Linked DNA regions of Mus musculus: region 2 is linked to region 1. The links are chromatin loops, found by intact Hi-C in ENCODE. Cell type or tissue: left cerebral cortex. All regions are shown on one strand. Each heading gives the region's core, and the rest is flanking DNA. Links, peaks and the distances in the headings are about the cores only.

Region 1 (10,758 bases), core at 1,393-9,392:
ATACATATTCATCAATAACATCTCAGCCAACAAAATATACTTAAAAAAAATTAGGCTGGGCAGACCTAGTAGCACACACTGGAATCCTGCAATCTCAGTACTCGGTAGACTGAAGCAGGAAAAACCTCCCCACAAAATTAAGAGATCACCCGGGGCTACATAGTGAGAACGTTTCTCTGAATAAATAACAAGGCGCCTTCCAAAGTACCTGACTGTATAAGTATCCCGGCAGCAATCACTCTCCACTAAGACTTAAGATCACTCAAAAGGATTTCAGAGACAGGAGACATTGGAGAACCCCGTGCCTCTGGCTGAATCTTTCTCGAGACTTAACTACTGGAACTTGTTACAGAGCCTAAAGGGCAGTATCTTTGGGGAACGCACTTGTGTGGTTTCTGGCCAAAGACATGGAGAGAAAAAAAGTAAACCCTCCAGGAAAACACAAACCACGACGATGAGCGCTGGATAGAAAACGAGGCACACTCCATAAAGACAACAAGGCAACGCGGGCGAAGAGCTGCATCATGAGTTAGTAGCCTCTCTGCCCACCTCCCACCTGCGTAAGAAAGTATGCTGGTTTGTCTCTGAATGAGTCTGAGCCTTGTTTTAAAGTCAGTAACGTGAGACTATGCCGGGGCCTAGCAAACACAGAAGTGGATGATCACAGTCAGCTATTGGATGGGTCATACGGCCCCCAATGGAGGAGCTAGAGAAATTACCCAAGGAGCTAATGGGAACTGCAACCCTATAGGTGGAACAACAATATGAACTAACCAGTACCCCGGAGCTCTTGTCTCTAGCTGCATATGTATCAAAAGATGGCCTAGTTGGCCATCACTGCAATGAGAGGCTCATTGGACTTGCAAACTTTATATGCCCCAGTACAGGGGAACGCCAGGGCCAAAAAGGGGGAGTGGGTGGGTAGGGGATTGGGGGACCTTTGGGATAGCATTGAAAATGTAAACGAGGAAAATACCTAATTAAAAAAAAAGTCAGTAACAGTGCCTTTCTCATTACTGTAAATCTCAGATCTGTGGAAGACTTCTGTTCGAAGGATTTAAAGGCTCACAGTCTCAACTCATGGCTATCTTCTCAAACAGAGAAGGATTTAAAGGCTCACAGTCTCAACTCATGGCTATCTTCTCAAACAGAGAAGGCAATGACCAACAAACCGGATATGGCCCCGGGGCTGCAGGAGGTATGTATGCGTCAGCCAGTCCAGAAACACCTTCCGGGGTCCTGACGCAATGGGTCCCTTTTGGCAGTTTGGGTGAAATTCTGAAGTCTTGCCTTGGCATGCCCACAGATTCACTGTGGGATCTGCAGTGGGGGGTTCATGGAGGTCTCCTCCTCGGACCTCCAACATGCACCGTGACACTGCAAAGCGCTTGGAAGAAAACAGCAATGTGTTCTCAACTGAGTGTGTTACAAGAGACCTGTAGGTCCTATCACTTAAGAGATGAAGGTGTGAGCTACTCAGTGAAACCTGGGCAAAGAAAGGAAGGAGGTGGGGGTTGTGGGGGGGAGAGATAAGCCACATGCTAGGACATTAATTGTTTTACCCAAGCAAATGCGCCCCCGCATCTCCCAACTCTTCACACCCATTTTGCGATGAGCTTCACCAGGTATCATCCTGAGGCCACAAAGGTATCCCACAGTGAAACCTGTAGAAGGCTAAAGGGAGCAAAGGGCCAAAGGTGGGCAGGATGAAATGACACAGCCCTTATTCATGCAAGCGCATCTCAACAGAAAGCAATGCAGTCTACATCAGCTCCAGGGGCCTGGGTAAGGGGTCTTCACCCTGGAAAGAGGAAGGCCACGGTCGAGGCCCTGGCCATGGCTCGCTACTCTTTCCTACGTTGACGGGTGTGATGATCTGAGCTATTACAAAAGAGGCATGAAGAAGAAGAAGTCAGTCTGTAGAACAGACCCTCGCGGTCATGCATCTGTTCTGTGTACTTGCGGGGACCATTCATTAACTTAGACCAGCTTCCTGACTCAGAGCTCCGAGCTTCTCAGGGACCTTGCCTTGGAATTTAGAGCAGGACCAAGAATAATCCTTTGTTCACACATTTTCTGTGTCTGTGTGGAGCCCTGGGACTGAGAAGGAGCTCGCTAACCTATCCTTAGGGAGGCAGGCCGTGTGTGTGTGTGGGGGGGGGGGGCGGGGGGAATCTGGGAACTGGATGCCTTTGGGCAGGTCCCTCGCTAAACCCCTGCTGTAGTCGCCTCATCTTCAGGAGGAAAAAGGAGGATTAAGAACTATCTGAGAGGTTTATTGAGAGGAAGTAGGAAATACGTGTGACAACCCCTGCTTCCATGCTATCCCCTCCCACCCATCCCTGCTTTCAACACACTTGACTGGGACAAGTCCACTAGACCATAAAACCCAAAGAAAAATAATCACCCTCTCTCATGCCAAAGACAAAGCAATGTCGAGCTGATGGGAAACCCGCAGTCCCTTGCAGTCATCCCTGGACCACCGCTCCAGCTCCTCTCACCCTCAGACACAGACCTGTGAGACCATCACATCCCCCAACCCAGCCCGCCCATTCACTATGTTGGTGAATGTCCCTGTGGCTTGGGAAGCATCTGACAGTGACATGTACAGATCACCAATCCGACGGAGGTGGTCAGGTTGAAATTACACGGTCCTCATCTTCGGTAGCTCAACCTATTCCATCCCTGGCAGCAGTAGTACGCATCCAGGCAGGTCACTGACCTGAGCCAACTTGGTGCCCTTTAGAAGTACAGAGTAAGGACTGGCAGAGAGCACGAGGATCAGAGGATCACCTAATCCAGCCTCCCACCTGGTGACAGGCGTAGTACCAAAGCTGAGCAGTCACCTCATGCTGCTGCCCGCCCTGCACTCCGTTGCTGCCACACTGGCCTCCTCAGCCATGCCAACACACCCCGCTCCGGGGCCAGGATACCCTTGCTCTTAACCCCATTCCATCTGGAAGGTCTCAGCATCCATGTCTCCTCCGCGAGTGCCCTTCCCATCCTCAAGGAGCAATTCCTTGCTTCCGGTCTCACTCTCCCAGTTTTGCTCAGGTTCCCTAGCCGGCTCACCCACTGGATGGCATACCATTGAAGTCCCTGCCCCAACCCGCACAAGCATTTTGTCCAGTGCCTAGTATTTATTGTCTTAATGAATAAATAACAACCCTAAGGGAGGCACAGTTCCAAAAACCTTAATTCTGGGAATGTGAAAGCTCAAAGTCCCGCTAAATGGGGAAGTGTCCCACCTTGGGGGCGGCTGAAGGGAGGTGTGGAGCTGGCACTTAGCAGGCTTTTGCTTCTAACTCTGGGACAGGTTCAGCCTGGCTGGGGATCTTTAATCTGCCCAGTTAACTGTTAACCAATAGGGCCTCAGAGACACAGCTGCCTGCATCATTAACTTGGGAGCAGGAAGGGCCATCCTTTGTGGGCCCTCCACCTTAGAAGCTGGCTGTCTCCCCAGGCTCCACAGCTACAAACTCCAGGCTCGACAGTCTGTGGGGTCATGTTGCAAGAACATTAATAAAGCCACATTTCTCAAACACCAGCTGCTGAGGGTGACTCCACCACACCTTCCTTCAATTACAGTCCCTCCCCCCCCCCCCACACACACATTTTAAAGTCTTGGATTTTTGGAACAGTTGCGGAAGAATACACATGGCTTACAGAACCACAGGCTTGAGTGTCTGAACCACGCTGATGAAGCAAGCTCAAAATGCAAGCGTAGGGTACTGGTAAAACGCGGAGGGCTACTTTTCCAAGGGATCTTAGTGGACCTTGAGAAATCTAAGTGTGGGCAGGCTCTGAAGTGGCAAGTGGCGCTAAGATATAGAGCGGCGGTCAGCTGTGAACACCAAGAACGTTCTCAGAACTGAGGGCTCCAGATTTGTGTCTGAGGTGACTGAATTGCTTCATATTCAGGATCAAGCTGCTGCCTAGCCCAGTAAAAACCACTGTAGGTAGGGCTTGCCCAGCACAAGCGCAGCAGTAGAGCACTTGCCCTGGGTTCTACATCCAACACCAGGGAGAAAGAGAAAAAAGTCTCAACCACGAAGTTCACTCTCTTGGAAGGTTTCCAAAGGGAAAGTCCCTCAAGTTACTCAGAGGGAAAAAAAAATTACCTACTCAGTCTGGAATCTGGGATGTTTTATGCAGATGTCTGCCGCTCTAGTTAATGAAGGGAAGTCAGCCGGCCTTTGATTATTCAAACAGCTACCTCCAGTAAGGATTGCACAACTCGTAAGCAATGAAGGGGTGGGCTTGACTTTTTAAATTTTTTTTTAACTTTAAAAATCTTAAGCCTGTTTTGCTGGAACTGTCCCCCCCCCCACCCCCACCCCCAACCCACCCCCACCCCCCCCCGCTGGAGTTTTTCATCTCAACTTATTCTTTTGTACTTGTTAAAAGCTTCCGCTCTGCTGAGAGTGTGGACACAAAGTCAGCACAGAAACCTGGGTGGCTTCCCTCAGAAGCCGAGGTGCAGGGAGCAGGGAGCTCTCCCTGGCAGCCACAGGGCTCTCAGCCCTTCCTTCCTTCCTTGCTATGTATCAGAGTCAGGGAGGGAGGGTGTGTGTGTGTGTGTACACGAGCTCTCACACACATGCACTGTTCTCGAGACAGATGGAGGATCAAACCCAGTTTCACCCGTGCCAAGTACACACTGTCCCACTTAGCTAATTCCCTAGCACATGACTTTTTCTATTTTTTTTAAAATGTGTGTTAATCCAACCTGTAACTTTCAGGTAACAGGGGTCATCATTGTGGGACAAACTTCCCTTGTTTTCCTTTTATAAAGTGTGACTCTATTTCATAATAATATGGCTAGAGGGGACAGATGTCATTCAGTTTAGGGCAAGAGCAGAGACCAGGATGTAGGGAAACACAAACAACCGCTCTCCTCCGGGGCAAACTGCTGTGCTAGGAGCAACGGAATCCACCTGGTTCCGGAGCAATCTAGCAGGAGACAGAAAGCTTCCATCCCGCCACAGGGAGGCTAAGCCCGGGCAATGGAGGGAGTGGTTACGAAAAATCACGGGAAAATAGACAGGGGAGGGTGGGAAAGGAGCACCTTAGGAAAAACTCTTCTGAGGCCCTGGGGCTACACAATGGGGGTGTTTGTGGAAGGGAGGGAAAATATTCCTGTTTCCTGAGGCAGCTCCAAGAAATCACGAGTGGGCGTGAGAAACAAGGAAGCGCATGGATTAAAAAGAAAGAAAAGAAAAGAAGGGGGTGGGGAGTCAGGGAAGGAGAGAGCAGGATCCTTGAGAAACAGGGGAATTAAAAAACACCATGGCAACAATGCGGCCCACCTACTACCCCTGGCCGCCCACCCACAGCCTGATTCTTTACTGACGCATTTTGAGAACAAGCTGGTTCCTACCAGCTCAGGAAGGTGAGCAAACCCAGAGCTCATTAAATCCCAGCTCTGCGACTCTTGCCTGCCTGCAGATAGTGAGCAAGGAGGACATAAATAGAAGTTATGTAACAGCGCTTTGTTGATTCCTGTGCTCACCAAAAACATGCGGCATGACCTGGTTTTTCTTTAAAGTTCGCCTTGGCCTGCAGGTTGCCGACTCTAAGGCAGTGAGGAACCATCTTAATGTTTAAACAGCAGGATACAGACTTCCGAGTTAAAAGGAACTCAGGCCAAAGCTAGGAATCCTTGGGGCAAGTTATCTCTGGATATTTAAAAAAAACAAACAAACAAACAAACAAAAAAAAAACCAAGAATAACAACAACAACAAAAAACCAACAAACAACACAATAGTAACAAAAACGGGTGAAAAATCTTGAGATTTCCTCTTAGGACCTTTCCTGATGAAAACTGAAAAACTTGAGGGTAAACGCCCACAGCAGAGCCTCAGGAGAGTGGCTCCTGTGGGTTTTACAGGGAGATGACAGAATGAACAAAGAAATAGAATAGAAAAGAAAGCAAGCATGAGTGCCCCTCGGTATGGTGGAGGAGGAGGTTTATTGTAGATAAAAAGGAGAGAGAGCCCAGAGTTAGAGTATGCAGGCACATCTGGGAGAGTCCAGAGTAGATGTGACTAGACGGAGAGGCACTATTTGAGGAAGGGGGGAGGGGGAAGAGAGGAGATCCATGTGCATCATCCACAAGACCCAAACAGACACCAAGAGCAGGCAACCAAAAAGGCCCAGCCCCTGGACTGGAGAAATTTAAGCTAGGGGGTGGGGTGTGCCAGCCAAGAGGGCCCTGTAACAGGTAAGGATTGAGGGACAGGACAGGCCCGCTTTGACATGTTACATAGCCACCCCAACCATTCGTCCCAGGTTTGAAACCCAACATCTAGTAGCAGAGATCAAGATTTCCAGCTAAGGGCTGGGTTCTAACTACCTTTCAGACACAGGCAGCTGTCTCTCTTTTCCTTAACAGGCAGGACAGTAAGAATCCAGGAGGCTACAAAGGCCTCCCACAAACAAGATGACACCAACAAGCTTTGCTCTGCCAAACCAACAGGCCCTAAAGCCTGGCCTGTTTTGGCCAGGCCCTCCAGTGGCTGAGTCCTGCCTGGGCTCAGTCATAGTCTCTCCTAGGCTTCCTTCTAAGGAGCTGTGCTTACAGGATGCGCCCCTGAGCCAGAAGACTTCTTACTTAACCTGTTGATGCTGTCAGACTGTTTCAAACACTGTTACCATGGAAACTTCCCTAGTGGATTGTTCTTCAAGACAACAGTACAGGTGCTGGTCCCAGGAAGCTTTTCTTGAATCTTAGGATGTACGGTGTAGACTACGGAGACTTTTAAACCCATAATGTAAGGGTTTCAACTCAAATGTTTTCAAAGATCAGACCGGTAGGCATCAGTCAAATGAAGGGTAGGATGTGATGTCCCTAGAGCACAAAGATGGGCCACTTTAGTGCTCCAAGTCTAGGTAAGTTCAGCATTTTGGGCAAGCAAAATCACTCCGGTGGGCTATAATCAGCTCAGCGGCTCTCATTGTACTGTGGGATTTCCTTCCTTATCAGAAGTCAGAGGTAGTCAAAACCTGAGCACTTAGATCAGGCAGGAGGCTGGGGATCAAATGAAAGCAATTAAAGATATCTTTGTCACAATATTAAAAAGGTTCAGATGACTCATATAACGACTAGGACACGAGATGGTGGTTGTTTGTTTTTCGTTTAAAAAGATCAAAGATCAGCAACAAGGATTCATGGTGATTAATCACAAACCCCTCACCTAACCCTAACCGGGGAGGAAAGCAGCACAAGATTCAAGGCAGTGGTAGAAAACGCCTCTGGACAGCCTCTGGTTTGGCTGTGACACTGACTGCAGGGAGTCTTTCTATAAGCCCATTAGCTCCATGCCTTCCCCTGTTCTCCATCCCTGCAGGGAAGCAGCTATTCTCCTGTCTACAGTACAGAGAGTGGGGAACTGGCAGAAACCAACACATCTTCATGTGCCGACGCAGCAACGTTGCCAGGTAACAAATGTAGAAATGTACTCAGAAAACTGTATGTGACAATATGCAACCTCCGCTCTGCAGCTGATAACCAAGAGAGTGTTAAAACACTATGTTCTCTTAACACTTCGGCTTTAGTGTGAAAATAAAATTAAATGGGATACTTCCTCTTGTAAATACAAGGCAGGCATACATCTCACACACACATGCCAAACTGGGAACAGTAGAAGGGGGTTTGTGACACCCCTCACTGGTCTATCCCAGCAATCCCGCTCCACGAGGAGTCCAGAAAACCCCGAGAAATGTAGCGACTGAACACGAGCCTTTTTACGGTGGATATATTCGCCTCTGGCCAGACAGAGCTACGCATGATGAGAAAACAAATGCAAACTGAAGAAAAGCTTATACAACAATATGAAACTGAATGTGCTTCCCTGTGCGGGTTCATGAGTCAACCTTTAAAACTGATTGCCTATGCCAAAGCAGCAAGTGCTTGCTGCTCAGATCAATCAAGAACTATGGCCTTCTCTCACCTCCAAAGATAAAGCAGACACTACTAACAAGGCCATGGTCAGGGTGAACAGTTGACTGACGAACTTCCTGCCTGTGTGACCCAAAGACTGTGTCATATGGAATGTAGGTGAAAGAGTGGGGAGGGAGAAAGACTTGCATTCAAACCTTGGTCCTGACAGCTGGAGACTGAGTGATACTGGATTTACTGGACAGGTGGAGCCTTGGGTTCCTCGTCCGTAACTGAGGGCATCTCATATAACCCAACTGCTTTCCATGCCACAGTTTCACAGGAAAGTCTTCCTGTCACTAATTTTCATTGACCTGGGAACCTGAAACTTGCTGGAGGTGAAACCTGTAACGTGTACAAGTTTTATTTGGCAAGCGAGCAATGCCCAGGCTGAAGGGAAAAGCCTTTCATGGCTTCTTCTTATGTCATATATGACCATGTTTACTGACAAAACAAAACAAAACTAACCACTCAAGCTATCTTCTGAGGTACTAGAATGCCAGAGCATCCTCCAGTGAGAAGGCTCACATGCCATTTGTCTCACCAAAAGATGCAAGGTCCCTAAAGGGGGAATGGACCCATGTCAATGTTAGGAAAGTTGATGGAAGAGTCTCAGAGAAACCAAAACTAAGACGTGTCAGGAAACAACATCTATGCAACCACCAGCTTGCTCTGGCATTCTAAGTGCATTCAACTCTGGGATCCCGTTTCCTCTTCGGCAAATAAAGGGGCCACAGTAGCACCTTTTACATAGGACTGCCACAAAGTGAAAATTAGCTCAGGCAGAAAGAACACCACGTTGAGTTTCTGGCTTCTGGTACTCCTTATTTATTATTAGTTATTATTAGGTTGTTATTAAGAAGTTATTATTAAGAAGAAAAAAAAATGAAAAACTTAGCCCTAAGATATTTCTCCATTGCTTTTGTACATTTATTTCTCTTGGGCTCAGATGAACCTGTTTTGTTCTGTAAGGGACAAGCCCACTTTCCATTTGCCTGGAAGGCTTCCCAAGCCCTGTCTGAAATTGCTTCTATTCTGAAAACTTTCATCCATCCCCTGAGGCAGAGGCAGGGAGAGCTCCACCTCTGGTCACAGTGCCTTAAGGAATGATCCCACCTCGACTGGAGTTGGGTGAAGACCCAAGGGGACCAAGGCCAAATCTTCTTGCCCCACCCAGTGCTCCAAAAACGCTTCTGCATATGCTAGCAGAAGAGGCATGCTCAGTCTGAATGTGATGAGTCAGTGCCCATGATCCCACTCTGTGGGTCATTCCTAGGAACTCAGCGAGACCATATGTGGAAGGTACTCAGCTCAGCTGACACATACACAGTTAGACATTCTTGCCTAACCCAGTTTACTTGCATGCAGGTACAGGGATGGACAATATGTGGGAAGGAGAGGGCAGAAACCTAGGCAGTGCCCCATTTTACAGGGCATCCAAAGACATCACCAGAGTGTCAATCGAGTCTGTTCTCTAAGGGAGACTTTGAAGACAGGGGACAAGATGACCAGGCTTCTCTTAGGAAGTGTCACTGACAATAATGCTAAGAAAGACATGGTAGCTATGGAAGGGCTGTCCTGCTGCTGTATGGGGAAAGCATCCAACTCTGGCATCATGCCGTCAAGGCAGGTAGGGTGCACAGCAAGGTGTCCGAGAGGATGAGCTCCAAAGATGAGAACTTGTTTCTCTGTCCCATTCCAACCCGTGCTAGGCTGCTCTATACATATTATTGACTAGCAATTCCCTGGCTGAATGGAAGTTGTAACTGAATCCTGGCCGAAAACTACTGGGAGATCAAACAGGCACAGAATTGATTTGTGACCAACAGTAACAAAGAAAAACAATTAACAACTTTATGGGTGCCAGTGAAGGTGGCTGGGGGCTTGGAGGTGGTGACTCATGTGTGACTCTTGGCATACAAATGGCATGGAAGAGAAGAGACTAGATGGCAGCCTGACTGGGGTCATGTTAACTTAAGAGTTAAGTAAGATAAAGATGCTCTAAAGAGATTTGAACAGAGATCTAGAAACTGGTAAAGAGGTGGGGCCAAGAGCTACATCTTTGGGAGCTGTTGGCATAAGTGCTGGCTGGATGCCTTGGGAATGAATGAGATCATGCAGGAAGTATGTGGGAGGAGGAGACAGATGGGAAACAAGGTCCCAACAGTTCAGGTATCTTAAAGGTAACTATGTGCCTTTAGGAATCCCTGTCGTTTCCTCCGGGAGAACTTCTGTGAGAAGCACAGAAATAGCAGACCACAAGGCCACAAGGAAGTGACTAACCTTAAGAATGGGATGCCCTTAGGTTGAATGGTCAGAGAAGGCCCACAGATCACAAGTCTGGAAGCTAAGGTATCTAGACTCTAAGCCACATGGACACTTCCCTGAGGATGACTGTTTTGCCATGCCTTCTGGATCTAGGATAAAAGGCAGCTAGCAGAGGTAGAGAATTATAATAAAGAGAAAGGGGATATTATCTGAAGGAAGGAAATAGCGTTCTAAAAATAAACCCAACCCAACCCCAGAAGATAGGCTGGATGGAGGGAAGAATGAATGGATGGACAGACACATAGACAGAGAAGATACTCATTACCCTGAATTTGCCTATTGTTAGCTAAGTGGCTACAATATATTGGGACTTCAGATACTATTCATCTGATGAATGTCAGATATCTAAAACCTATAACTGCCAGCTCTGGGGTATGGGCAAACTCAGAACAAGGAAATAAAATCCATGCCTCTTTTCTTTTTATGATTATTCAGTTATAACAATCAAGTAAGCATGGGGGTTGGCAAATGATTTTATGAAAAACGGAAT
Region 2 (10,758 bases), core at 1,885-9,884, 99 kb before region 1:
TTTCTGTCTCTGTCATTGTTGGTCTAGTACTTACCCTAATAGGTGTGAGGTGTTCGTTCTCTCACTGTGGTTTTGATTCACATTTTCACCATGATTTCTGACGTGGAATGTTCACACACATCTGCCAGTGGCCATTTGTATTTCTTTTTTTTTTTTTTAAAAGATTTATTATTTATTATATGTAAGTACACTGTAGCTGTCTTCAGACACTTCAGAAGAGGGAGTCAGATCTCATTACGGATGGTTGTGAGCCACCATGTGGTTGCTGGGATTTGAACTCCAGACCTTCGGAAGAGCAGTCGGGTGCTCTTACCTGCTGAGCCATCTCACCAGCCCCATTTGTATTTCTTTGATGGGAAATTGTCTCTGAATGCTTTTGTCTATCCTGAAAGTATGTTTGTTTTTGTTTATCTGCTTTGTAGTTAAATTATTGGAATTCTTTATGCCTTGGAGTATTATTATCCCCTTAGCAGATTATTGGCATGCAGATATTTTCCCCATTCTACAGCTGTGCTCTTGTGCTGTTTCTGATGTGTGAGGTTTGAATTCTGATGCAAACTTGTTCTGCTTTTGTCTCATAGGCTTCTGGTACCATACTGAAGAATGCCCAGTGAAGACAGTCATGAAAGTTTTCTGGTATGCTTTCTTCCAGGATGCATGTACACACACACACACACACACACACACACACACACACACACACACACACACACGTATGCTGGGGATCAAACCCAGGGTCTCACTCACATTGGGGAAGCATGTTATTCTTCGGCTACCCACTCACTATTTAATGTTACCTTCATTTTCCCCACTAAATGATCTGGCATTTATTAGTGCATTGGCCAGGCAAATGTAAAAATCTGTCTTAGGATTCAAGGCCCTTTCTTTCTTTCTTTCTTTCTTTCTTTCTTTCTTTCTTTCTTTCTTTCTTTCTTTCTTTCTTTCTTTCTTTCTTTCTTTCTTTCTTTCCTTCCTTCCTTCCTTCCTTCCTTCCTTCCTTCCTTCTTTCTTTCTTTCTTTCTTTCTTTCTTTCTTTCTTAAAGATTTATTTATTATTATATGTAAGTACAAAGCAGCTGTCTTCAGACACCCAGAAGAGGGTGTCAGATCTCATTATGGATGGTTGTGACCTACCATGTGGTTGCTGGGATTTGAACTCAGGACCTTTGGAAGAGCAGTCAGTGCTCTCAATCACTGAGGCATCTCTCCAGCCCCTCAAGGGCATCTTTTAGACTAGAAACAGCAAGCCTTTGTGTGTTATTCTGATCAGCATAGACCTATCCTGGGGACAGGACAGGGGCTGATGAAGAGCCCATCTGAGACCTTGTAGTGAAAGGTCCTGCTATTGCCAGGAGAGGAAGAGCAGAGTATCTCCATCCCAACAGGAGACTGGAGAGTTCTATTACGTGGGTGTCATCCTATGTACCAGAGCACAAGACAGCAGAACACAGAGTCCCCTTGAGAGTTGTGGTGGCAAATTAAAATTCACAGCTGCATAGGAAAAATAATTGGTAGACCTTCTGGATGGGATGGGTGCACTTTGACTGGAAGGAGCCAGTATGGTCGCCTTTCTTTCTTTCTTTCTTTCTTTCTTTCTTTCTTTCTTTCTTTCTTTCTTTCTTTCTTTCTTTTTTTTTTTTTTATTATTGTTGTTGCTGTTTTATCAGTTTGACCCACGTGTCTTGGAGCTAAACCCTCAAAGTTCTTTCCTTTAGGTTGAGTTTCAAAGGCAATGTCTTATGTAGTTTTTTGTCTGGGTGAATACAGCCTCCAGCTCTTCTTGATGTTAGTGGGTAAGCACAAAATTGTTTTGTTTTTGTTTTTTGTTTTTTTTTTTTGTTTTTTGTTTTTTTTGTTTTTTTTTGGTTTTTCGAGACAGGGTTTCTCTGTATAGCCCTGGGTGTCCTAGAACTCACTTTGTAGACCAGGCTGCCCTCGAACTTAGAAATTCGCCTGCCTCTGCCTCCAGAGTGCTGGGATTAAAAGCATGTACCATCACGCCCAGCTTTTTTTTTTTTTTTTTTTTTTTTTTGGTCTTACTCCTTTTTAAAGTGTTAATCCTCACAAATTAAAAAACAAAAACAAAAAAACTGGAGTTGAAATCTAGTAATACTCTGTGTCTGTCTGTCTGTCTGTCTGTCTCTCACACATACCATATGTGTATATACATATGGATGTGTTCCTAGTTGTCCAATATCAATAAATTTGAAAGGCACGGTCTGATTCTTACTCAGGTATATATAGCTTTCTATGATCATTTCAGTGGCCTGACTTGCTCAGCCTGTTTGGACCACAAGAAATCGTGGCATTCTCAATTGTATTCAAGTCTCTCAGAAGTGGAAAACAGAAGTGGTTTTCTTCTTCTGTCTGAAACATAACTGACCTAGACTCTGCTCAGTCAAATGTGGTAGGCACAATAGTGGTTCCAATAACGATGCCTGCATCCTAATCCTAGAGACCCATGGCTATGCTACCATAGATGGTGAAAGGAGATTTGCAGATGGAGTCTTGGGATGCAGAGATTTCCTGGGTTGTCCAGTTGGGGAACAGGGTCATAATACACGAAAGAGGTAGGCAGAAGAGTCATAGCAATACCCTGTGCCAGATGCTCAACTGTCTATGACTGCCTTTAAATAGGAGCACTCTCCAAATCAACGATGCTTCTAGAAGCTGGTAGAAGCCAGAGAATGGGTTTTCTCTATAGGTCTTCCAGTAGGAGTGTAGGCAACCAGAATTGTGAGATAACGTATTGATATGATGATGAAGACAATGTTAGGGTTCTAGTGCTGTGAAGAGACACCTTGACCAAGGCAACTCTTACTAAAGAAAGCATTTAACTGGAGACTTGTTTATAGTTTCAGGCCACCATAACCATCATGGTGGGGAGCATGGTGCTGGAACAATAGCTTGATCTGTTGTGAAGAGAGAGAGAGAGAGAGAGAGAGAGAGAGAGAGAGAGAGAGAGAGAGAGAGAGAGAGAGAGAAAGAGGCTGCACCTAGCATGGGCTTTTGAAACCTTAAAGGTCACTCTCAGTGACACACTTCCTCCAACAAGACCACACCTCCTAACCCCCTAATCCTCCTTAGTCACTCCCCATGACTAAGCATTCAAATATATGAGCCTATGGGGGCCGTTCTTATTCAAACCACCACAGCATCTTTGCCTCTGTTTTCTTTGGTTACTTGTTACAGCTCCAGAAGGAAATTAGCACAAAATTCATTTGCAAGGTTATTTTTAAAGTAATTACAAAAACTGAAGCAGGACACAGCTTTTCTTCTTTTCTTTTGTTTCTTTCCTCCCTCTCTCTGTCCCTCCCTCCCTGCACTTCATTGCCATGCCTGTAAGACTCTAGCAAGCAGCTTTTTGGTTCTTATTCTTGTCCTCAACTCTGAAGTAGTTAAAAAGTGTGCATACTTAATGTGCTAAAAAAGATAAAAAGTAGGTCAGCCATGGTGGTGCACTCTGGGAATCTCAGCTTTAGGGAGATTGAGAAGGGAAAATTCCAAGCGTGGAGCCTGCATAGGCTACACAGTAAGAACCTCTCCCAAAGGCAAATATACAGACAAAACATGTGTGTCAACCCCAACATCAGTGGTGCTTCTCAGCAGCGGAGGCACGGGCTGCTAACATTCCAGGCACCATTAGATGCGTGCATCACAGTTTACGTACCATTAACTAGTTGGTGGACATTGTTTGGTATTGGGATATATTTATAATTTGTGTAGAGGGTTTTTTTTAATTTTAATTTTAATTTTTTTCTTGAGATGGAGCCCAGGCTGGGCTGAAACTTGTTAAGTATGTTGCCGAAGATGACCTTGAACTTTTGATCATCCTCTTGACTCCATCTCCATAGTTCTGAGATTATGGTTGCATGGCAGCATGCAAGGCTAGGGGTCTTAGAGTCTCCATTACTATCATAAATCCCCATGACCAAAAGCATCCTGTGGAGGAAAGGATTTATTTCAGGCTTAAGAGTTCCACATTACAGTCCATCATCAAAGGGAAGCAAGGCAGGAACTTAAGTCAGGAATTGCAGTCGGGAGAGCATGGAGCGTTGCTGCTTACTGGCTTGCTCCTCACGCCGTGTGAGGCTTGCTTTCTTACAGCACCTAGGACCACCAGCGCAGGAGCGGCAACACCACAGTGAGGAAGGCTCTCCCACATCCATCACCAACCAAGAAGATGCTCTACACACTTGCCTCTAGGTGTTCTGAGGGAAATGTTTTCTCCGTTATGATTCCTTCTTCCCAGATGACCTTAGCTTGTGTCAAGTTGACATAAAACTAGCCAGCATACTATGCAAATAATCTGCCCACAGTACTATATCCCCAGACTTGCATATAGGTTTTTGTGTAGATATGTTTTTTTTTTTCTTAGTTATATTGTTGGAAGTGGGATTTTGGGATAATAAGGTGTGCTTACACTTTAGAATCTGCTACATGTTTTCAAATGGTTATATCATCTTCCTACTAACAATTGTAAGAAGTCCAGTTTAAATAGTAGGAGAAAGGCACAGAATAAAAAGCCAGTTCCATTTCACCACCTGGTCTGTTTGTTCTTATTAGATTTCTGGGATTAGCAGAAACTCTGAAACATGTTTGGTTTTATCCAGCTGGGGGTTAAATTTGACTCAGTCATTTACATATAGTTCATAAATAAATGAGACAATTCTTTATACTACCCCAAATGGCCAAAATTTTCTTATGCTACCAAAGGTGTGCTCTGTCTAAGAACTGACTCAATGAGCAAGTGGAGTGTTCCCTTTAAGGGTTCCTGGATGAGGAGTGGTATGGCAGGGAGCATTGGAGGTACAGCTGGGTCTGAATTCTCACATTCCTGGATGCTAAGCTAAGTCACAACACGGTTTTGTCTCTTCTCAAGAAAGAAGAGCAGGGCTTTGCTTGTGTAGAGGGATCAGCTTAGTTTATGGTTTTGAGCTCTGAGGTGAGAGGCATTCTGAGTAGTGAGTGGTTATCTGGTAGCAGCTGCTGGATTGTTAGTTTAGTAGGATGCTTCTCTTTTGGGGTGACTGGCATATTCTTTCTTTCAGGAAGTCTTCCTCCTTGAACTTGACTGCAGAACTCTAAAGTAGATGAAGGGAAGACTTCCCCACATGCATGGGGCTTCTTCACTCGGGAGGAACTGTGCTCCATCCTGATGATAAGGAAACAAACTAGTATCACCCTTAGTTCTTAAAAAACCCTTTCAATTTCGAGTTGGGGACATAGTTTGGGTTGGCGGAGCCATTGCCTTCTAAGCATGGGAATCTGACTGAGTTTAACCCCAGCTGCTTCTATTAAAAAAAAAAAAAAGAAAGAAAGAAAGAAAAGAAAAAGCCAGGTGTGTACTCTCAGCACTGGACAGCCAGAGACAGGAAGCTCCCTAGAGCTTACAGGATAAGTAGCCTAGCCTACTTGTAGACCAGAGAGAGAGACCGTATGTAAAAAATTAAAATATCGGATGACATCCAAGGACAGAGGATATCCTCTGTTCTCCACATACACACATGAGCATGTGCACCTGTGTGGTGTGTATTCACACACACACAACAGCTACAACAACAAAAATCCCCAGATGGGTAGGTAAGGGAGGTGGAAGGTCAGGATCTGAGCTGGGGTGTGCCTAGCTCACTGTCTATGGTTGATGAAGGCGGGTGGTTGCCTTTGACTATCAGGCTCAGAGTTCCGCTCAGTTAAATCCAGGTCATCTTTTCCACGTGGATGTCTTCTTTGAAGAAGCTGAAAGGTGGGGGTTTTCTTTGTTTTGCTGTTGTCGAACAAGATGGTGGGCAAATATAAATGGCTGAGAACTCGTTATTTGAGTGGCCAGGAAGGAAGGGAGGGAACTCTCATTCTGTTGTCACAGGTTTCCTGTTCGTTGTTCTCTTCCCCTAGTATGGTGCCATTTTTCACACTGCCCTGTGTCACTGACACTGAAGGAAGGAGCACCATAGCCACATCACGGGTGGAGTAAGAGGGAGATGGGACAGGAAACAGAATAGGAATCGGATTTAGGGTCTAGAGTGGGAAGGTTCACTGAGGGAGTGTAAGCAAATTTCTTAGGCTCCTTGAAACTGTTAAGGGAAGTTCTGGGTCTCCACAGTTACATGCAATATGGCACAGACTTTACATTTAAATGTTAAGTGAAAGACAGTGAAACTGTGGATGAGTCAGATGCAAGAGGAACTGTTTCATTAGCAGGGTTGGGAGGTTCATAAGCTAAGGAAATCCATGATCCCAGACGTTAAATAGCTTCAGATATTTAAAAAAAAAACACCTCAGATTTTAAATTCACCAGTGATCACAAATATAAGAGCGATTATCCGGAAGTTGGGAACTGTGTGACTAAGTTTTTTTTTTTTTTTTAATGAATTATTCAGTTCAAACTGATAGTTACAACATAGTTAAAATAAAAATGACTGGATGTGACCCAAACATGTCATGTGAAGACATAAAGATTTAAGATCCACAGCAACAACAGCAGAGCGATTTAGTAGGAACAGAAAGTAGCTTGGTTGTGCAATAGTTAGCTGAGATTGTGGGTAGGTGTGAGAAGAAAATGTCAGGCACAAGGAATGGGCAATATGGATGGAGCATACCAAGCAGGCCCCTGGTGTCCGCATAGCATCTCTGCGCTCATTACCACCTGTGGGAGGAAGTGGAAAGAGCGCTCTACTCTTAGAATGGGGAGAATTAAAAATTGAAATGACTAACTCTCTCAGAGTCAAAACATGTAGGTGGTTGAGCTAGCACAAAGATTCTCATTGTCAAGGGCCCTGTCTTTTTATTCTACCCTGTGGCCTGTGGAGGCCAGACAATCCTTTAGCCTCTGAACCAATGGTTCTCAACCTGTGGGTTATGACCTCTTTGGGGGGTTGAACAACCTTTTCTCAGGGGTCACCTGAGACCTTATGATTCACAACAGCAACAAAATTACAGTTATGAAGTAGCAATGAAAGTAAATTTATGGTTGGGGTCACCACACCATGGGGAATGGTATTAATGGGTGGAAGCACCAGGAAGGTTGAGAACCACTACCAGCCTTGTGTGTCCCAGGTATCTTACCCAGTGACAACACCAAATCTTCCAGACAGCTTCCACAGAAGGCTTCTGGAGAGACTTCTGAGATCCTGTAAGTGACATATATGTTAAAAAGGCATGAAGTGCCTTCAAGCTATTCAGCAGTGAGGACCTTACATTCCTGGATTGTGCACTTGTGTGTACTGTATTGTATTGTTCCATTGAAATGGGCCCGGCCTCTCTCTCTCTCTCTCTCTCTCTCTCTCTCTCTCTCTCTCTCTCTCTCTCTCTCTCTCTCTCTCTCTCTCTCTCTCTCTCTCTCTCTCTGAGGTGATCACAAAAGTGCTGGCGAATTCTTTCCACCAGTGGTTCCTGCACACAACACGCACTCATGTTGTGGGACTCTTTTTGTTGTTGTTCAGAATTCACCTTAGGGGTTTTCTCAAACTCTGCCTTCTTGCTCTCTGGTGGTTTTTAGCTTTCTTTTTTCTTTCCAGGCTGGGTAGATGATGCAGTTTCACTTCTAGGTGTTAGGATTCTCTTCCACACTGGCTTGTCACGACCTTAAAAGGATTTTAGGTTGCCTGCTTGCTATTTTTTCCTCAAGTCATACCTCCAGTAATGTAGAGACTCGTAAAAGAATTCAGAAGTCCAGCATTAAGGCAGTCCATCCTATAGTGTGAGCTGTGACATATACAATCCACTGTTGTTTTCTAAATTGTCCATGTTGGTAGGTTTGGTGTGTTGAGCTGGTTGTTTCTGAATTGGTGTTGGGATGCTATACTTGACTTCTATTGCTAAGGGTGGAAAGGTATTTGTTATGATCCTAATTGTCTTAATTATAATTGCCGTCATAGCTCTCTCCTGTCAGGTAATTGAGGTCTGATAGTCATTCTTAGCTAAAGCCACCCACAAAAACCACACACAGTGCGTTTTACTCAAAACAGTACTTTAACCACCACTTTGTGATGCAAAATCAGTGGAATTTTGGGTACTTTCTGTAAAATCGAAATCTTTATGGGGGTTTTCCAACATCCCAGTTGATTGTTAACAAGTGATCAGTGAACTAGAGTTAAGTGGATTTGGCTAAACACTTGACTTCTGGGACAGCAATGAGTACAGTCATTGGAAGGGAGCTCCCTTGATTGAGTTGAGATTGGCTCACCTTTTGAAAGATGTGGCTAAGTAAAAGGTATTGTACAAGATCTCTCGGTGTGGAAGGCAGATCTGTTAGGAGTGTACCTGTTGCTTATCTCTGCCACAGGGTTTTCAGTCTTGATACAGTATTCACACTTAGTGCTTTCTAGCTTATAGAGTCTCTTATGAAAGAGGTTTGAAAAAGAATGACTGATCGGTGGGTAGAATTTCCTATGCAGGGACAGAGTGAGAAGGAGATGACTACTAAAGTAGGCTAGCCCTGTGCTGAAAGGCAGGCAGCACCTGACTTGGGAAGAGCTAGCTCTGTCTTGCAGAAGTCAGGAGGTGTCTGTTTATGTTGGAGCCAGCACTCAGGAAGTTACTCTCCCTGTTGAAGGCTCCAGGGCTCATCTTTTAAGGCTCATTACTGTTCTTTGGTTTGGTGGACTGAGCATGTAGTCCTTTAAGGAGGACAAAAAAACCAACCCTCCAACCCACCAACCAAAAACCAACCCACCAACAAACCAAACCCACCAACCTACCAAAAACCAACCCACCAAAAACCAACCCACCAACAAATCCCATCCACCAATCCACCAACAAACCAAACCCCCAAACAAAACTTGATCTGCTATGGTGGCAAACATTTAAGCAACTAAAGCCACAAAGGCTTTCTTCTTGCACATGGACACTGCATTGTCATACCTAATGCTTAGCCTGGAAATGCTACTTCCTCATGGGGGATGGTGGAGGGTAATTTTGAAGGTGACCTGGATCTCAACCCTTGAAACAGAGGTGTAGGAAAAGGTGGTGTGTGGAGGAGGCAGTGGAATCAAGGCCCTCTCAGAGGCCCTGAGAGAGTTACCTGCAGATTCTGTTTTAGCTACACTGTACCAGCTTTGGTGTTGACGCCCACATTCCCAAGGTAGGACCTGCAGCGAGTAAGGCGGAGTGACATTCCAGTTTCAATTATTTTCTGCTGAAGCTGGCAAACTGAATGAAGATTTATATCTTTGGTGACAGGATTCAAATGAGACACGACAAACCTGTAAAAGCTGCCACCTAAACATGTCAATGCAGAAGTTTCCAGTGAACCAGCTAGGACGTGGGGAGACACAACGTACACTGCCAGCCATGCCGTGCTGGAGAGCTTGAGAGATCAAAGACGAAGCCCAGGGCAAAGAGCAGGTCCTTGCTGGCCGCACAGTATTATGGGATTGAGTACAGGAGCCATGTTGGTTTTAGACAAAAAGCCACGTGTCTCTCGTAGGCTTACCTTATGGTGGAAAATTTTAAACTGACTGGAAAATTGACTTACGTTACCCAATTTATGTAGTAAAGTGTAAGTTATGAAACTACCCATTGAGATGGAATTTAATCCTGACCCAGTTCTCTGAGCTGGGTGAGAATTAGTCCCATTTACCAAAGCACAGTCAATAGGCGTCAAAAGAGCAGCCGGAGCCAGCCATGCTTCAGGAAGGACCACATTTTCTCTATTTGGATGGAAGAATGAGCCTAGTACAAGACAAACATCATAAATGCTCTGTGATAGGAGCCTGATCACCGGGGAGTGGGACCAACAAATCCAATGATTAGTGATCCTTCCTTTCATGGGGAAAATGCCAAGTTAAAGGTGCCCACACTAAACAGAGCATTCTGGACCGTGTCATGCCAAGTGCCTTTGACATCCTGGTGCCACTCAGTCACTGAGGAGAATTCTGTATGAAGTTCCCTCTGTTATTTGTTTGACTGATTTCTCTTGAGATATAAACAATTGTTTATTTTCTAAAATCAGGTTAGCATTTCCTGATTTAATCTGGCAACCAAATGAGTTTTTAGCTATAGTTTTACTCAGTCCCAATGGGGAGAAAAGTCTAACACTGGAATCGTTCTCAAGCCACAAGGAAATGACAAATGAAAGCCACCAGCCAGTCACTGCATAGGATTCTGCATCGTTTATTAAATATTTTTAGGTATGCATTTACAAACTTGACTTGCTTCGGAACTCTGCATACGGTTCAGTTTTTAAACTTTTGTGCAGAGACGGTCTAGTAAAGCGAGACCCAGGTACAAAACAAGGCGACAGAGAGAAAACACTTCCTGTGATACTTTGCACCCATCCAGAAAAGAAATCATGTGACAAAGAAATAAAACCCAAACGTGGCTCTTTCAGAAGAACGCCATTGTCAGTGTTCAGCTACGTACCCTAGGGGCAGCTATGCATCCTAAGGGGACAGCTCCTACTTTGTCGTATATGAATGTATATATGTATATACGCATAATAACTTCTTACCTACTGCATCATGGTTCAGAGGAAGAAAATCTAGAAACCATCAGCTAACTCATTTGACTATAACGTGACATCAAAATTCACCCGGGAGATGACACTGACTGGTCAGCAATATGCTGTTATTCCAAACGTCATGTAAAAAGTTCCCTTTAAAAAATTAATTCATCAACTCCTTTCAAGCTAAAGTGTGAGCCTCTAACATGGCTCTCTTAAAGAAACACTTTAAATGATTAATTTTGAAGCTTAAAATTATCCTTGAAACTAAAGTTGCTTTTCTCAAAATGAATGCTGTTTGAATGGTTCACAGACCT

The links. Hi-C counts contacts between places; a loop is a spot of excess contacts. Peaks named below come from ENCODE experiments on the same cell type or tissue, not always from the same donor. Only the 100,000 strongest peaks of a DNase experiment are listed, where the experiment ranks them.
Region 2: a loop joins it to region 1, with 4 times the contacts of the local background. A loop is called at or near these places in 6 of 42 quality-filtered maps.

What each region holds. Positions count from the first base shown.
Region 1 is chr6:108,451,040-108,461,797 of GRCm38, reverse strand. All of the region lies in intron 44 of Itpr1 (inositol 1,4,5-trisphosphate receptor 1), which reads right to left. It overlaps Gm35165 (a long non-coding RNA gene), which reads left to right. Exons shown (of 5, transcript XR_869349.3): 3 at 1,030-1,198; 4 at 7,351-7,441. Among named protein-coding and RNA genes, the nearest start is that of Gm35165, 16 kb to the left of the region's middle. In left cerebral cortex, for the core only: a CTCF peak has its summit at 5,009; DNase peaks (open chromatin) are centred at 3,947, 4,612, 5,304 and 7,470; H3K4me3 peaks cover 538 bases; H3K27ac peaks cover 4,355 bases.
Region 2 is chr6:108,550,450-108,561,207 of GRCm38, reverse strand. It overlaps Itpr1 (inositol 1,4,5-trisphosphate receptor 1), which reads right to left. Exons shown (of 62, transcript NM_010585.5): 62 at 10,092-10,758. Among named protein-coding and RNA genes, the nearest start is that of Gm44040, 20 kb to the right of the region's middle. In left cerebral cortex, for the core only: a CTCF peak has its summit at 6,639; DNase peaks (open chromatin) are centred at 3,403, 6,046 and 6,606; H3K27ac peaks cover 3,542 bases.